2 separate regions of the Homo sapiens genome follow, and region 2 is linked to region 1. Evidence: read pairs that join two places in POLR2A ChIA-PET (ENCODE). Cell type or tissue: MCF 10A. All regions are shown on one strand. Links, peaks and the distances in the headings refer to the core of each region. The heading gives the core; the rest is flanking DNA.

The links. ChIA-PET counts read pairs that join two places held together with the same protein. Peaks named below come from ENCODE experiments on the same cell type or tissue, not always from the same donor. Only the 100,000 strongest peaks of a DNase experiment are listed, where the experiment ranks them.
Region 2: POLR2A ChIA-PET joins it to region 1 with 10 read pairs; 2 of 35 experiments call an interaction of 5 or more read pairs at or near these places.

Annotation. Positions count from the first base shown.
Region 1 is chr4:182,203,205-182,211,543 of GRCh38, forward strand. LOC105377572 (a long non-coding RNA gene) reads right to left here. Exons shown (of 3, transcript XR_007058400.1): 3 at 1,282-8,339. It also overlaps a transcript of TENM3 not described here. Among named protein-coding and RNA genes, the nearest start is that of TENM3, 36 kb to the right of the region's middle. RefSeq lists a silencer at 4,238-4,437 and an enhancer at 5,512-6,013. In MCF 10A, for the core only: no CTCF peak of the experiment used is centred there; DNase peaks (open chromatin) are centred at 4,807 and 5,117.
Region 2 is chr4:182,304,017-182,312,355 of GRCh38, forward strand. All of the region lies in intron 1 of TENM3 (teneurin transmembrane protein 3), which reads left to right. Among named protein-coding and RNA genes, the nearest start is that of TENM3, 65 kb to the left of the region's middle. In MCF 10A, for the core only: no CTCF peak of the experiment used is centred there; DNase peaks (open chromatin) are centred at 2,895 and 3,925.

The DNA of each region.
Region 1 (8,339 bases), core at 179-8,178:
GAAACTCCATCTCAAAAAAAAAAAAGAAAAAGAAAAGAAAATGGGCTCAAATAGAATCTTTTGGTTCCTTCTCCTCCACCCAGCTATCACATAAAATAAACTCACACCCCCAACTTCAGGGCCACAGGTAGGTAGCGTGGTAAAAGTTTAGGGCATTGGAGAGAAAGATTAAGTGTTAGCTTCCTTCACCATCCCCTGGCCAGTTCCCAGTCCCCAAAGTGGTAGAAGTTGATTTCTCAAAGAACAGAGGGCAAAGAATGCCTCATGATTTTTGGAGCGCTGAGAGCTGTCTTAAGGTCTTCAATAAATGACAAAGGCAGTTGGGAGACTTGAGTTCCTGTTTCTGGGGCCAAGAGTTTAAGCCAACAGACTTGAGTTGGAGCAGCGGTTGCTCTTCCTAACTCCCTTTCCCCCGCTTTGCTGGGCCTGTATCCTCCCTCTTTCCCAACGCCTCTCCCGCTAACCTGAGAGGGAGAGTAGGGAGAGTTTTGGTGGCTGCACTGGAGGGATTTGCTACAGTTCTTGCTCCATTGGAGTGTCTTTGGCAGGTGGCCCCTCATCGTGGGCACAGCCTCACAACCCTTCTGGAAGGACATCTGCTGCTGAATATCACCATTGCCTGGGCATATGGCCTCAGGCCTCCCTCCTAAACATGGTGGAAGCATACAAGACCTCGTGGAATCATTAAAACTTTTAGAGCAGGGGAATGACAGAAAGAAGGAGAAATGTTTCAAGGAAGTTAATTTCATCCAAGATATAACATGGATTCGAGAAGGGAGGTGTTTCAGAAGCTGTCACCATCAAGGGTAGACACTAATGAAGCATCAGAGCGCCGACAGTAATGGATAGAGGGCTGGATAATGAAGGGGGAAATCAACAGGGCTCAGTAATGAGTTGGCTGCGGGGGACAAAAGAAAGAAAAGAGTCAGAGATTCTGATGAGGTTTTGAGGCTCATTATGATTACGAAATGTAAGGAATCCAGATTTTGCTGGATGTAGTGTGTGGTGATAATGGGCTCTGATACAGATTTCAAATGGTGGTGTTGCTTATAATGCTGACTGAAGCGGTGTTATCTTTAGGCTCATGTAAGAGTTGAAATGTTTTTGGAATGTGTAATACCTTTATTTTAAGAGTGTGTGGTACAACCAGTTGAAAACCTGTGAAAACGTTTACTCCAAACTAATTCATAATAGGTTGTTTTTTTGGTGGGGAGAGGGGAAGAGTGAATAATTCAAAATGAGTTTATTTTGAAAATACCCTTGCAATAAATACGTGATCACTTTTGAGCTTCTTTGCAGAATTTTATTAGACACTGTATACACCCCTGCGTCTTCCAGACACTATTTTTCAACTCAGGTTGTCTCAGTCGTTGCCTCCCACTGTCTGTTCTGCTCAGTGCCTCAACGTAGTCAGCACATCGTGGTCTTTTCATTCACACATTTCCTTTCCTGACCATTATTTATCTAAGGGACACCTTGTATGGCTCTTGCAGATTCCTGATAGCCTTTTCCTGTGATGCTTGTACAGAATTCAAGCATTAAATTCATTTTCATGAAAAACAATGAAATGCAAATTTAAAAAAACCCAAAAGAAACAAATCTCTGTGTTCAATGAAGATTACAGCTTTACTCTTTCTATATACAAATGTATATGTTTGCCTATAGAGATTGCATTTGGAGATTTCTCTAAAAAGTAACTTCACATAAGATATTCATGACAACTGAGTCTGCATTGTTCTCCATTTCCCAGCAAGCTTTGTGACTTTTCGGTTGCAGCAGCTGTGGATCAGCTGACACATGGTCCCAGAAGATTTGCAGTCTTCTTTATGCTCATTAGCTTTTCTGAATTTAAAATAACCCCATCTTACAGTAAAATACGGTTTGAGAATAACTCTCTAATACTCACTGGATAATTTAATTCCTCCTTCGGCATCTGACTTTGAAAGCCCACATTGACCGTGGCTTAAAACAAAACAAATGGAAACTCTTCCACCCCGTGTCTATCACACCCTTTTCCAATCCATATAAATTTCACAACTGCTGCTTTGTGACTATTGCTCTCCTAACTAAAATAGTTGACGTAAGCTAAATGCTTCTTTACATTTAATTATTAAATAATAGAATCTGCGAACCTCAGCTATTTGCATGACCACTTCTAGAAACCTGGGTCTTTGCTTGACTTAGAGCTTCTCTCTGTCTTCAGGCCCACCTCTCCCATGTGCCTCTGACACGCCCCTCTCCCAGCACACTGGCCTCAGGGCCTTGGAGCCTGGCTCTTGATTCACCACTAACGTATTTCCTCAGGGCCCCCCAGGTGCAGTGGAGCGTTGCTATGACTGATTTACACCCAGCCTTTCTCCTCATGGGTGCTCCCCTGGGCCCCCCCAAATCACCGCGCCACATCTGGCGACCTAACTCATTGTCAAGCTTCACTTTCGCTCATTGTGCCCTTGGCACATCGTTTTCCAGTAGACAACTCCATGAACAGTTTTATTTATTTGCGTATTTATCTATTTGCAAATTATTCTTCTCACATTTGACTGCTATCTTCCCCTTGTGGAAATTTTTATCTTGGAAGTTTGGGGAGCATCAGTGGAGTACATGTGGATGCTCCCAACTCACATCTGATGAGGAAGCTGCCTTCGTACACGCAGGCAAAGTGCATTCGACAGAATATGAAAAAATTAAGCCAGCGGACAATTAATATAGTGAGAAGTGCTTTACATCCGGAACATGGACTGCCTCTCACCAAGCATTGGGTACTTCATTCTTCTCTGAAGCTGGCCAAAAGACGTGAAAGCAACTCACTAATTTACACGATCCACCGAAAGAAGAAATCTGTAAAATTAAAAAAAAAAAAGAAAGAAATCAGCTAAACTAACAGATATAATAGGATGATTGCTTGAGTTGTTCACATTTAAAATGTCTGTGTAAGTGTTAAAAATGTTGCCTCGGAAAACAGAATAGAATTTCCCTGTGACCTGAAGTGATGGGATAATTACCTCCCTCCTCAGAGCAGGTTTCCTGGCTCCTCATGCCCAGGCTATTGAGGACCAGCCCTGCTCTATTGTCAGATTTGTTTTCCTGTTTTGGGGATGATTGCTTTCCCCACAGAGCCTCAGGATTGCTCCAGCTCTTAAAATGGTAAGTGCCATTGCCACCTGGATTCCCTCTCACTTAGAAGCATCTCAAGGAGTCTGTTATGGGCCAGGGGGCTGCTGATGGATTCACGAGAATGTCTCCCTCTCTGAGCCTTGGATTCCTGACACTGGAGAGGGATTCCTTGATGAATGCCTTCGCCCTACCCGCTTACCTAACCCCTATGATTTGTTGAGAATCTGCTAGCTTTCTTTATGGAGATGTCAATTCCTCATGCGTGTCATAGACATGGAGTCATTCATTCAATAAATATTTACTGAGAACCTTTCGTGTTTTGTGCTTGCTTCATGTCAGTTACTTGTGCTAAAAAATAAGGTGGTTTCTATTCTTTTCTTCCTCCCCTGGAAGTCATTCCAGAGTTTTTGTCCCTTCCCAATAACTCAATTTCAGATTATTTGCTCAAGGAGTAAAAAATTAGCAGAAGTTACTGAGTATTCATCTGGGGGACTTCATTCTAGCCAGAGAATTTGGCATATCAGCCTAAATTCTCTAGACTTCAAAATTCCCGTTCTTTCTTTCTCTCTCTTTTTAATTTGTAAAATTCCTATCTACTATTATTATCTCTAAGTCCCTGCATGTTTGCTAATGTCACGCACTCAACATAAGCATGAGATGCTCGGAAATTTGTTTGCTAAATCATCTGGCAAATGGTCTTGTTGATGTCTGCTGAGCTGCTCAGAGCCTACAGTTGTTAAGTACTTATTACAGGAACCCAGCAGGGCAAATTAAGAAAGCTACATGTATGCTTGTTATTTTAGGACTATTATGCTATGCTTCTGAGGGGGCTGCATATTGGACTTTCTGACCTGAAAGGACTTGCTGTTCTTTAGTCAGAGGTTGCTGCGTGGAATCTGAATCTTTGACCCGGCAACAATAAAAGTGATTATCTTCAAGGGGGAGAATGTCCTCTAGTTGCTTTTCATAGTTCAGCCTGCTGGAAAATGTAAAACACTTATTTAGGCAGCTCTAGGTTCACTTGGTATGTCATATTTTATAACTAAGCTGGGAGCTTTTTCTACTTACACATTAAGTTATTTACTTCATTTTTAAATGTAAGTGCTTTATCTAAACAGGACTCCAAAGCTTAAGCTCTTAGCACAGGGTGAGCATGCTTCCCAGCCCATGCAAAAAGATATGTGGCGGGGCAGAGCTGTTATTAAAATTATAGCTGATGCTCCCCCTGCTTTTTTGGGGAGTGCATATTACAAATTGAAGCTGCCAGCTAAGTAACTTACACATCACTTAGGGTGGATTTTAAAATAACTATACAGCTCCTTTAGTCTTTCTAAGAACTACTTATAAAGCAAATTTTGGGTGTCTGAAAATTTCTTAATATGTAAAAGCTTGGGAAAAATATGATCAAAAGTATTTTAAGTGCATTAACTTTAGAACTCCTAAAAATGCCGATTTTCTGGAAAACAGGAATTTATTATTGTCATCACTTTAGACTTTCATCTTTTGTAATGTATTGTGTTCTACCAAAGCTCTGCCTTTGGTACCTTCTTTTGGCATCACAGCTGTGCTTAAAATACCTTTCCAGCAGTTTAAGTTATCTCAAATGGTCATCTGGTTAAAAATGCTGCTGCTGCTGTTGCTGTAATTTACAAGAGAATGTCCTTGAAGTCGTGTGTTTCCTCAGAAGTTTTGTCAGTTTCATAAGCCTTAAAAATGTAAGTGTTGCAAAAGAGAGTTGGCCTTTCCCTTTCTGTTGTAGATATTTTTTAATAATGCAAGCTGCTTAAGCACAGAGTTAATGTCCAACATGCCTTTTTCTAGCAGGAGACTTTGTACTTTATAAATGCTTTATGATGTTAAGTATTTGTGAGAAGTAAAAGAACTTGACTTTTCAAAATAATAAAAAGCACTGGGTAATCACCCCATTAAGAAGTCAGATGCCAGATCTGAATGTACCTTAACACGTCAGTTTCTATGAATATGCTCATGATTCACTTTCTGGGAATCTGCCTGTGTTTCTCTCATCTCAAGAGCAACAATTACTTCTCATGAAGACTCTAGGGCAGGAGTCAGCAAACAATTTCCGTAAAGGGACAGATAGTATTTTAGGCTTTGCAGGCCAGGAGTACAAATTAAGAATAGTGTGAAAGTATTCCACACATTTCCACACATTTTACTGACAAAATTTTAATATAGTAGTAATGAAAGGGTATACTTTTTAAATGTAATACAGGTCTACTAATGAGAAGAATGGATTGTTGTGGGGGAGAGTTGACATTTTGCCTAATTAGAGTTCAAAGGTAGCATTTCTTATCAAAAACCATTCTGAGCTCAAGGGCCATATAAAAGTAGGCAGCAGGCTGGATTTGGCCCACAGGACCATAGTATGTCCTAGAAGGGGGCTTTGCTCAAAGTGTGTTCTTGGGAGCAGCTGATTTCATGTCACTGCGGTGGCCTCTTAGACCTGCAGAGCCCAGACTCCACCAGAGGTTCTCAGGCTCATCTGATCAAACCTGTGCTTGCCTCTGTTGCAACGTTGGTTTAGTGGTCAAAGTATATTTCCTATCTTTTGGAAATCCAGCTGTCACTTTCCATGACGTCCTTCAATTCAGCCTTCACATTCACATGGGCTCAGCTGTCCCTCTTTTTTTTTGTTTTTTTTTTTTTGAGATGGAGTTTCGCCCTTGTCGCCCAGGCTGGAGTGCGGTGGCACAGTCTCAGCTCACTGCAACCTCCGCCTCTGCGTTCAAGCCATTCTCCTGCCTCAGCCTCCCAGGTAGCTGGGATTACAGGTGCGCGGCACCATGCCCGGCCAATTTTTGTATTTTTAGTAGCAACGGGGTTTCACCACGTTGGTCAGGCTGGTCTCGAACTCCTGACCTCAAGTGATCTACCCTCCTTGGCCTCCCAAAGTGCTGGGATTACAGGCGTGAGCCACCGCATCCAGCCCAGCTGTCCCTCTTTAAAAAAAAAAAAAAAATCGTTGTTTTGACACTGCCATGCTCTACCTCCCATCCCATCCCCCACACTCAAGGCAGGTGCTTCCCAGGCACCTTGTGTGCGTGTGGCCCCACTGTGCATGCTCATGCAGTAGAGCTCCCGTCCCCACCACTAGATCAAAGCTACACTCAAAGGCTGCCAAGACTCCTGCTGGCAGACCCAGTCTTTGCTGTCCTAAACCTCTGCTTGTCCTTTGACACTGCTAGGAGCCCCCTTCGCACCAGAATAGCTCCTCTTTGCCGATATATCTTAAGGTCTTAAGGTATAGCCGAGTAAAGTTCTTGAAGAAACATTACCTGGTGGCCTGGGAGAATTCTTCAGGCACAGTTAGTAATTGTGTAAATGCGTCTGTTACCATTTGATGGGGGTATTAACTGGGCTTGGGAGTACAGTAGCTGAATAGGACCTTGCCTGGGGTAGGAGTCTGGGGCTTTGAGAGGTAGATGGAATCTGAAGGTGCACGAACATAGCAGCCCGTGGGGGTACTGATGGGTATTCAATTCTCAAGAGAATGAGATCCAAGACTGGCTCTCTCTCTCAGTTGATGAGACCTAGGTGAGTGAAGTCATCTGCAGGGGGAGGTGGGGTAGAATTAACTCATTCATGTCTCAGTCCACTCCTCTACACCCAGGCTGTGTCATAGAGTGTGAGGTGTCTCCGCAGCTGTGGTCCCCACAGCATCCACAACCTCCAGCCCTCCCCAGCCTCCCTGTGCCGCATCCTCCGCCATGAATCCTGTTTCATCTAGGTTTCTCTTTCCCTCTCCCTCCTGCCAAATGATGAGTGCTGGCAACACTACATGCCACACCCTGCTTTTCTCTCTAGATCCCCTGCTCTCACACCCTCGGGCGGATGGACGGTCACACCGACACCATCAGCTCTGACCTCTCCCCTTCAGAGAGGTCTCCTTTACACTGGTCTCACATGCTACAGATTTCACTTCACTTGGATTGCAAGCATTTTCCTTGAATTCAGCACCTCAACATTGAAAACCAAAGTTTGTTCAAAATAGGCTTCTTTTCCCCCCAACCCATTTTACTCAGTGGCCTTCCTGTTACTCTCTCCTCTCAAAGCCTGGAAGCCTTTACTTATTATGCTTCTCTCACTTTCTGTCCAGTATCTCAGTCCTTCAAATATTTTGTTTGATTATTTTAATCAAATTATTTTTATTATTTTGTATTTATTATATTTTGTATTATTATAATCATGTCTCTTGGGGTTCATCTGATTTCTAAGACGTCAGGAATTTGGGCCTGATTTTTTAGAACTGTCTCGCTGCCTCCATTTTCCCCCTCTCTAGTTTTTTTTTTTTTTTTTGTATCATTGTCATATTAATCTTCTCAAAACTCCATGTTCATCAAGCTGCAGCACCTACTGAGGCTTCCGATGCCCTGACTGGCAGTAGGGCCTAAATCACTTCTTTTCTGCTGATCTCCAAACTGCACTCTATTTTGCCAAGCAGGTCTTCCCCACTCTTCCTGCTCCCAACTCCGCACCTAAGCCCCAGGCTCTTCTCTCAGTCTAGGTACCCTCTCTCCGTAGACCGGTGTGTATCACAGAAGATGACCCTACAAGGAAGGTCACTTGTTTAGCTCTGCATGACCATAGGAGCACCATCACCTGCTGTGTGTCCTTCCAGCCCCTTCCTATAGGTGGTCTTCCCTCCTAAGGGAGTGATGTGTGGACTGGACAAACCGAGGCCAACAGGGGCCCTACCCTTGTCGCTGTCCCTCATCATCTCTCCTGAATTTTAAGCCCGTCCCCAGAGGAGATGTCACCAAAACGGGGGACAAGGCACAGCAGCATTACTCCCCTTAAGGTTAGCTTCTCTCCCTGGAAAGAGGAAAGAACCAGGATTGTTTTTAAGAGTAAAGGTAGTATTCATAAAGCTCATTCAACCCACGAGAGACGTGGCTCTTTCTTGTTCACGAGAAGGATAAATGCATTACACGCATTGTTTTTTATACTTTTGTCTTTTCTTTTTCTAGTAGAAATCAAAGATGGTGTTTTTTGGGGAACACTAATAAATTAGATTCAGATGAGTTTCTATGATTAATTATGCCATAATTCAATATTAACCACTATAGTATGTCTTCTATTTATGCGGTGGCTCGCTTTTCTATTTGAAAATTGCTTAATTATGTACAGAAATGTGTCTAAAACATAGGCTATAGTCTGAGACTGAATTTGAAAAGAAATTTGATGTGTATGTGAAAATACACTCC
Region 2 (8,339 bases), core at 70-8,069, 100 kb after region 1:
TAGCCTGATTTTGTTAGAATAGCATTTTTGCTAGATCATCACATTTCCAGTATTCGAGAGGAAAATTTAAAATAGACTATGAAGACTATAGGGGATTGGCAAGTAAAAAAAAAAAGAAGTCAAAGAAAATGAGCTAAATCTAGTAGTAGCAAGTAGGAGATGCCCTGAAGACAATATTATATTATCTTTTCTCTTTCAAGAAATTTTTTTTTTTGAGACGCAGTCTTGCTCTGTTGCCCAGGCTGGAGTGCAGTGGTACGATCTTGGCTTACTGCAACCTCTGCCTCCCGGGTTCAAGCGATTCTCCTCCCTCAGCCTCTCAAGTAGCTGAGATTACAGGTGTGCGCCACTATGCCCAGCTAATTTTTTGTATTTTTAGTAGAGATGGGGTTTCACCGTGTTAGCCGGGATGGTCTCGATCTCCTGACCTCATGATCCACCCGCCTCGGCCTCCCTAAGTAATGGGATTACAGGCATGAGCCACTGTGCCCGGCCAAGATAATTTTTTTTAATTAAAATTGGCTGTATTGTCTCATCAAAGTTCACATCAATCAGGAAATACTATTGATGATTGAAGACCTGCTGTGTACAAGACACAAAGGCAGGCAACACTGGAGTAGGTTTTTCTGTTGGGATGACTGTGAATTTTGAAGCAGAGGAGGGGGTGGAAAATGATGGCACAATAAAAGTTCAGTTACAATCAGCACTCCTGCTTCTCACCTGTCGTGTCCAATAGAGAGTTGAATCTGAAACGGGAATGACACAGCTTAAAACTGTTTGGCATGGATAGGGGATTTGTGGGGTTGTGTAGATCCCTTATTGTCCTCCAGTGGTTTGCAGCCACCGTACTTCGGCTTACTGATGTGCTGCACGTGAATGACAGGTGCTACGACAGTGATTCAGTCTGTCGAGGGGTTTTTCTTTCTTTCTCTTTTTTCTTTTTCTTCTTCTCCTCCTCTGTCCTCCCCTCTCCTCTTTTCTTCTCTCTTTTTATTCCTGTAGCAGGAGACACAGGTGGATGGTAAGGTCTAATTTCCAGAAAGCTGAGCTTTGCTGCTTGTGAACGTGGTATCTTTGGCTACCACTGAGGGTTAGACTCAGGTCCACTACAGCAATTCTGACATATTTACTGAAATCTGTGAGGTTTTTGCTCTGGAAGTATAGAAGAGGACATGGTCAAGGCAGTAAACAGATCTAAAAAAAAAACCACAAAAACAAAAGGAACAGATTGTTAACAAATAACAAGTTCTGAAGGCCAGCAAGTAAGACAGCTTTTGTTTCTTTATCAATACTGTAAGGTGCTGATTTACTGTAAAACTAATTGCATTATAATTGGATGTGGCTTTTCAATGTTGTTTTGAGTCTTTTATTCCTTCCAACATGCCACCAAAATGTTTATTTCGAAGTAGGCCGTGAATACTGTGCTGGAGGATTTGTTGAACAAGAAAACTAGGTGTAGTCAGACTAAAAATGTTATTGTGGTGATCCATCCCCAGATCATGGAAGAGAGTTATTATTCAGAATCTGCATTTTGATGGTATTCACTTTACTGATATTTTAGCCATAATTTATCCTCTTTCACTACAGTTCTTAAACTAGGTCCTTCCGATGTGTGTCCCAGTTCTCTTTCCCGGTTACACGCCTCTACTTCTGCACAGCGGCTCTTTGCGGCCTTCCTGCCTTGGCCTTGGATGGAAGGGTAACCCCCTGCAGAGTATTCAATGATCAGACTGTGTCCTGTGTATGTGACTTTGCAGCAATACCCAATGCCAGTTTGATGCGTGGTGCTTACTTCACAGAAGCCCATTTCATGTAGGGCTTGGGAGGAAGTCGTTGCTATCCTGGATGTTCTTACGTTCTTTAGTAATGGTGGAAGGGAAAGAATTTCGTACACCATTGTTATTAACACCCTGAATCCTGCAGATCTGGCCAAAGGGAGGGTGACCCTAGCCATCTGGGAAGTGTGCAAGGCAGAAGCACCGTCCATATGGGAGGAGCTGGAGGTGCCTGGCCCTGTCTGGTCAGGTGGTGGGTCTGGCTGATCTTTTCCCCTTCAGCACCAGGAAGTTACACAAACCTGTACTTCATGCACCCAAGGAGAAGAAAGAGGGCCCCCTCCTCTGTCCCGTGATATGATAGTGAACCATACTTACATTTGAAAGATAGTTTCTTTCTTTCTTTTTTTTTCTTTTTTTTTGAGACAGTCTTCCTCTGTCACCCAGGCTGGAGTACAGTGGCACCCTCATAGCCTGCAACCTTGACCTCCTAGGCTCAGGTGACCCTCCTGCCTCAGCCTCCCAAAGTGCTAGGATTACAGGCCTGAGCCACCATGTCCAGCCTGAAAGATGTTTTCTGAATCAGGTTTGTACAGCCAAGTTACTTTGAAAGCATACGTGAAAATGTTTATAAGTTATAATACATTTTATATGTATGTTATTATCATAAGTAGATAGGTGTTTCCTACTTGAATCTTTGAGTTACCTGGATGCATTTCTTAAGGAGAGTTTATAACAAAATGTTTTAATAGGAAATTTCATTATAATAATTTGAACTTTTCCCATTTATTGCTTTTTATTATTACTGGATAAATATTGTGATACTCCTGGTGCTCTGAACCCCATCTGAGCAGAAACCTGTAGTATCTGAGGACTCTTGCCAATAACATAATGGTAGATTGTGTCAAGAATATGCTCTTCATCTGCCTAGGGTTTCATGATTTTCAAGTTGTACATACTAGAAAGGTTCTGTAGATAAAGTATGAGAGGAGAAAGGCATTATGTACATTAGTTGAAATTGGCATCATGTTGCCAAACTGTAATAAGCCTTAGGGGAGCTCAGTGTTGAAACTACTCAATTGAATGCTGCAATTTCCCATAACAATTTAAAAGGCCTGCAGGCATGCTAAAGTCATAGCTGGATCTTTCAGTTAACACTCTGTAACATGACCCCAAAGTCTCATTTACATCACAGCAATTAAAATATATTCCACATTACACGTTTACTACCACATACTGTAGAAATAATCCAATGAAATGTGGCTATTTTCCAAAAATAATATGGAAATCTTGATATGATACGTATTCACAATTTCTTCTTTCCAAAGTGGTATCACCATTACACACTTGTACATACAGGATAATGGTAATTGTGAAGGGGGAGGAAAGTGGGGCAGATGAAGAGGAATGCAGCCTGGACTGATGAAAACTAGCAATCATTACTACTTGGTGACCCACAGGAAATTGGTTTTGTGGTCTCAGTCCGGTTCATGGGTGACAGGTGTCCATTGTGCAAAATAATCATCGTAATCTGTGCTAATTGGCCCCCTACTGGTAGTTAGAAAGTAGAGAGACCAAAAATTATATGAGCACAAAGAACCCTTCTACACCTCCTGGTTGCAGAAGGGTTGCCTCTGGACTAGGACAAAATGCCAACACCCAGTTGGGAAAGAGATGGAAATGTAGAGTAGCACTCACCTGAGGAAGGTATTTTCATGAATTTAGAGTCCTTTCCTTAATGCTCCATCCAAATTAAATTTAAAATCCTCCTGACATAGGGATTATAGCTGTAACTATTAATTGATATCATAACTATTTTGTAATGAGCTGAACAGCAAATTGAATTACTTTAAAGCAGAGCCGTGGTGGGCAAAATTAGATCATATTTTCTCAACAGTGACGACTGCATTTTAGCAATGCCTCCCTTTGAGGAAACGTAGACCAAATTGACTTACTCCAAATTGTTGTTGTGGTTTAATATTTATTGAATAGCCACAATTTACTAGCTTACCTTGAAAGTGTGGTTTTTAACAGTTGTCTAGAATACATCACCAAGGTATGAAATACAGTGGCAAAAGTCCAGCTTCTCCACTTGGCAGGCAGTCAATGGGAAACCAAGGAAACTGCCTTGCTCTCTGTGCCTGCTGGAACATTCTTGCCTGCACTCCCCTTTTGTGGTCAGGAAGAGCTTTGGAAGAATCCTACTTTAGCAGACATCTGAGAACGCAACATTTTTATCTACTGACTAGGTCCATTTTAATCCTCTGCCGTGGTTTATAACTACCACTAGTAACAGCATTGAAACAAATTTAATTGGGCCACTTACTCAAGAGCCTTTGTGTCCATTATTGGGAGGTGCCTCCTTTGAGCAGACACAGCCCCCTCCTAGGGGTGCTGAACTGGGCAACCGCAAAGCACAGGCTGGATTGAGCCCCCCAACCCCCTCAGCAGATGACCCGATGCCTGGGTTGGGCGTTGTCTACCTGACCCATGAAAACTTTTTAAAATTATAGATTATGCACATATTTGGTTTTTTTTTTTATGAGACAGGGTCTCACTCTGTCACCCAGGCTGGAGTGCAGTGGTGCAGTCATAGCTCACTGCAGCCTTGAACTCCTGGGCTCAAGTGATCCTTCCACCCCAGCCTTCTGAGTAGCTAGGCCTACAGGTGGTATGTGCCACCGTGACTGGCTAATTAAAAAACAAAACAAAACAAAAAAACTTGTTTTGTAGAGATGGGATCTCACTATATTGCCCACGCTGGTCTTGAACTCCTGGCCTCAAGTGATCCTCCTGCCTCAGCCTCCTAATGTGCTGTGATTACAGGTGTGAGCCGCTGTGCCCAACCTATGCATGTATTTGTCTTTATGATATAAATCATCTAGGAAATCCAGAACCACAAAGGTATAGGATACGTGTTTCCTATTTTTACTTGACTATTTGGCAGTATTTATACAAAGTCATAATATTTGAGTGTATTGTGCCTATGCATTTTAAGGTGTGTAACTAAACTTGAGAAGTCCAAACAGTATATTTCTGTGTGAGCCTATACCTAGTCAAGCATATTTATATTCCCCAATACTGTTGCATTACAATGTGTTTAAAAACAAACAATAAACACCCACGAAGAAAAATATTCTAGAGAATGGAATCCTCCGAGTAAGCACACAGACCGCTAGCCAGGCTGGCTGTTTCCCCTACACATTGATACTGAGTCCAGAACCGACCTAGCCCCTACTGTCTCCACAGCAAGCTCAGAGACTTTCCTCAGTTCTTGGGACGAATCAGACACTCAGACTGAACCCAAAGGGTTTTTGGGATCCTGAATCTACTCTGGAACTTATCTATCCCCTAGAGCTTACCTCCTTCAAGGAGGAAGTGGGGTTTGGGAATTCGTCTGTCCACTGACAGATGCCATGTTGACGGAGACACCTGCATTCGCATCGCTGAGTGCGAATTTCCCACTTTCCAGGGATCCGTGAGGAAGGTGCCGTGTGGCTGGTTTGCTGCTTTTCAGACTAAGATGAGAGCTGTCTGGTGGGCAGTAGACAGTGTATATGTTTATTATAGTAATTTTGCCTGTGGGTAACAGAGGCATGAATAACTGCAGTTATCCCTTATTCTCCAAATACTTGGGGGTAGTTACCAGGTCTTCACCTAGTTACTAAAATAAGCCTACCAGCATTCTTCAGTCTGGAGACTCTTCATCAGTTTCATTCCTCCTCTTGAAAGTCCTGCCAGCGTCTGCCTACTGCTTTCTACTACCAAGACAAAAATATTTGGATAACATTAGACATGAAATCATTTTGAAATTATTGGTGTGGGAACAATTTTTTTCTTATTTGATGACATAGTCCCTCTGAATAAGCTCATAAAAATTCAAAACTCAAATTCTATTCACACATTTTAGCAAAATAGCAATTTCGTAACAGAGGTATAATCTCTTGCTCTCAACCGTATAGACTGGGCTTTGGTGTATTTTTCGCAAACCAGCTCCCCCAGATTACTGAGATTTAAGCCTAATGACAGCGGACATGATTCTCGGACACCGGGCAATGTACTTGATGTCATTATAGTAGCTGCCCTTTATCAAGTACTCATTATGTTATGTGCCAATAACTGTGCTGAATGCCCTAAAAAACTTTATCTCATTTAATCTTCATAATATCTCCGCTAGAAAGGTATTGTCATATGCTTTTTGGATAATTAAAAGTAGTAAACTAAGCCTCAGAGAGCTTAAGTAACCTGTCCAAGGCCATGTGTCACATCATTTGTAAATAGTGGAGCTAGACTTTAGACATAGTTTTGTCTGATTACAAAACCTGTTCTCTGTCTCCTTCCCAGTTGTATTGATATAGTTTTTTCAGTTGAAATATCCAGGGTAAGAACTTGTTATTTCAGAAGCATATTTCTTTTTCTTTAAATTCTTATTTTTATTTATTTATTTTTAATTGAGATGGGATTTCACTATGTTGCCTAGGCTGGTCTCAAACTCCTGGGCTCAAGTGATCCTCCTGCCTCAGCCTCCCAAGTAGCTTGGATTACAGGTGCGTGCCACCATACACAGCTCTCAGAATCATTTATTTCTGTCAGTCACTGAGGTCTGCTTCTTCTACGTAGACGTCAGTGAGCAGGAGGCAGGCTTTCTCCAAATGACGGCAAAAATGTAAACAAGCTACAAGTTTACATCTTCCCCTTAGCAACTCTAATGAAAAGAGTAGGCTCATTCCCAGTAGTTTCACCAGATGTCCCAGGACTGACCTCATTGGTCACATGTTCATTCTTAACCAGTCCCTGAGACTTTGTTCAGGCTGTTCCTGGACCCCACGACTGGGGTCTGTTCCACCCCAACCCCTTTGTCTCCATGTGGGGGAAGGGTGTTTTTTTTTTTCAGGGAAATACATGAAACAGGTTTTTTTGTTTGTTTGTTTTTGAGACAGAGTCTCACTCTGTTGACCAGGCTGCAGTGCAGTGGCACGATCTTGGCTCACTGCAGCCTCCGTCTCCTGGGTTCAAGCGATTCTCCTGCCTCAGCCTCCCGAGTAGCTGGGACTACAGGCGTGTGTCACCAGGCCCAACTAATGTTTTTTGTATTTTTAGTAGAGATGGGGTTTCACCATGTTGGCCAGGCTGGTCTCGAACTCCTGACCTCCAGTGATCCACCCGCCTTGGCCTCCCAAAGTACTGGGATTACAGGCGTGAGCCACTGTGCCTGGCCCACAAAACAAAATTAGTACAGCTACCAAGGCTGTGATGGAAGAGAGCCTGTCTCCTTTGATAACTGAACCACATAGGATGACAGACAAGCAAAGAGAATTGTGAGCACGTCTCCCTCTGAAACACATAATATCACACCAGGGTGTCATTTATGTTCTTCTCTAATCGTCTTTTCCCTGAAGAAGCAGCTTGAAAATGTTTTCAGTAGATTTTATCCTCTTGGTCTTACATTTTACACCTTTCTTACTCCTGAGTTGAATTTCACTTGGCTTTTATTTTTGCATCCCCAAAGCTGTGATCTCTGCAAATGTAATTTTCAATATGACAGCCTTCATTGACTTTGTTAATACTGGATCTGTTGACATCCTGACATGGTTTGTTAAACTCATTGCTGTCATCTCTCTCTCTCTTTTTTACTTCTTAAAAAATTTTATCTCTTAAATCTCCTCTTTGTTCTAAGGTTTGGAAGTATAGTCCAGAGGTTAAGAGGAGAGATTTGGAATGAAACTGAAATGTGTTCAAATTCAGCTCAGGTGATTTCTGACTCTATGACCTTGGATGGGCCAGTGAATCTCTCTGGGCCTCAGTTCTGTCATGCGAAAATGGAGTTGATAATTCTTATTTAGCAAGGTTGTTGTGAGGATTAAGTGAGGTCATATATGTAAAGCACCTGGCATATTTTAAGCACTCAATAAATAATCAAGATTGAAATTAATAATTCGTCAAGGAGCTTTTATGTCCACTCTGAAAGAGAGGAATATGCCCAGCACTTAGGGAAATCACATGAGCTCTTCATTGAAGAAGCTCCCCCAGTGGCACACAGACTTCCCAACTATCACTGGGCCAGTGAGACCCATCTTTAAGGCACTTTTTAAATATGGAAAGCTGTAGTTGTTTTGAAGTCATCTAGAAAACTTGCTTTTCTCTCATTACGACTAAAGGTTTGAATTTGGACTTGATGCTACACAAGTCTTACCGTTTGGCAACTTTTCCAAGAAATAAATGGAAGAGCACCATATGGGGGTGTGAGCCCCAGCCTAGCCACACTACTGGTTAGTTGCATGACTTGAACATTTTTATTAGTTGTCATAGTTCCTCATCTCTATAACTGGCAATAACACAAACTGGCTGTGTTGCTGTTAGGTTTAGAAATGCAATGTGTAAAATACCCAGCATGAAAAAGCGTTTAATAAATTGAGGTTATTGGCTTGGTGTGGTGGCTCACGCCTGTAGTCCCCAGTACTTTGGGAGGCCAAGGCCTGAGAATTGCTTGAGTCTGGAAGTTCAAGGCTGCAGTGAGCTGTGATCGTACCACCGTACTCCAGCCTGGGCAGCAGAGCGAGACCC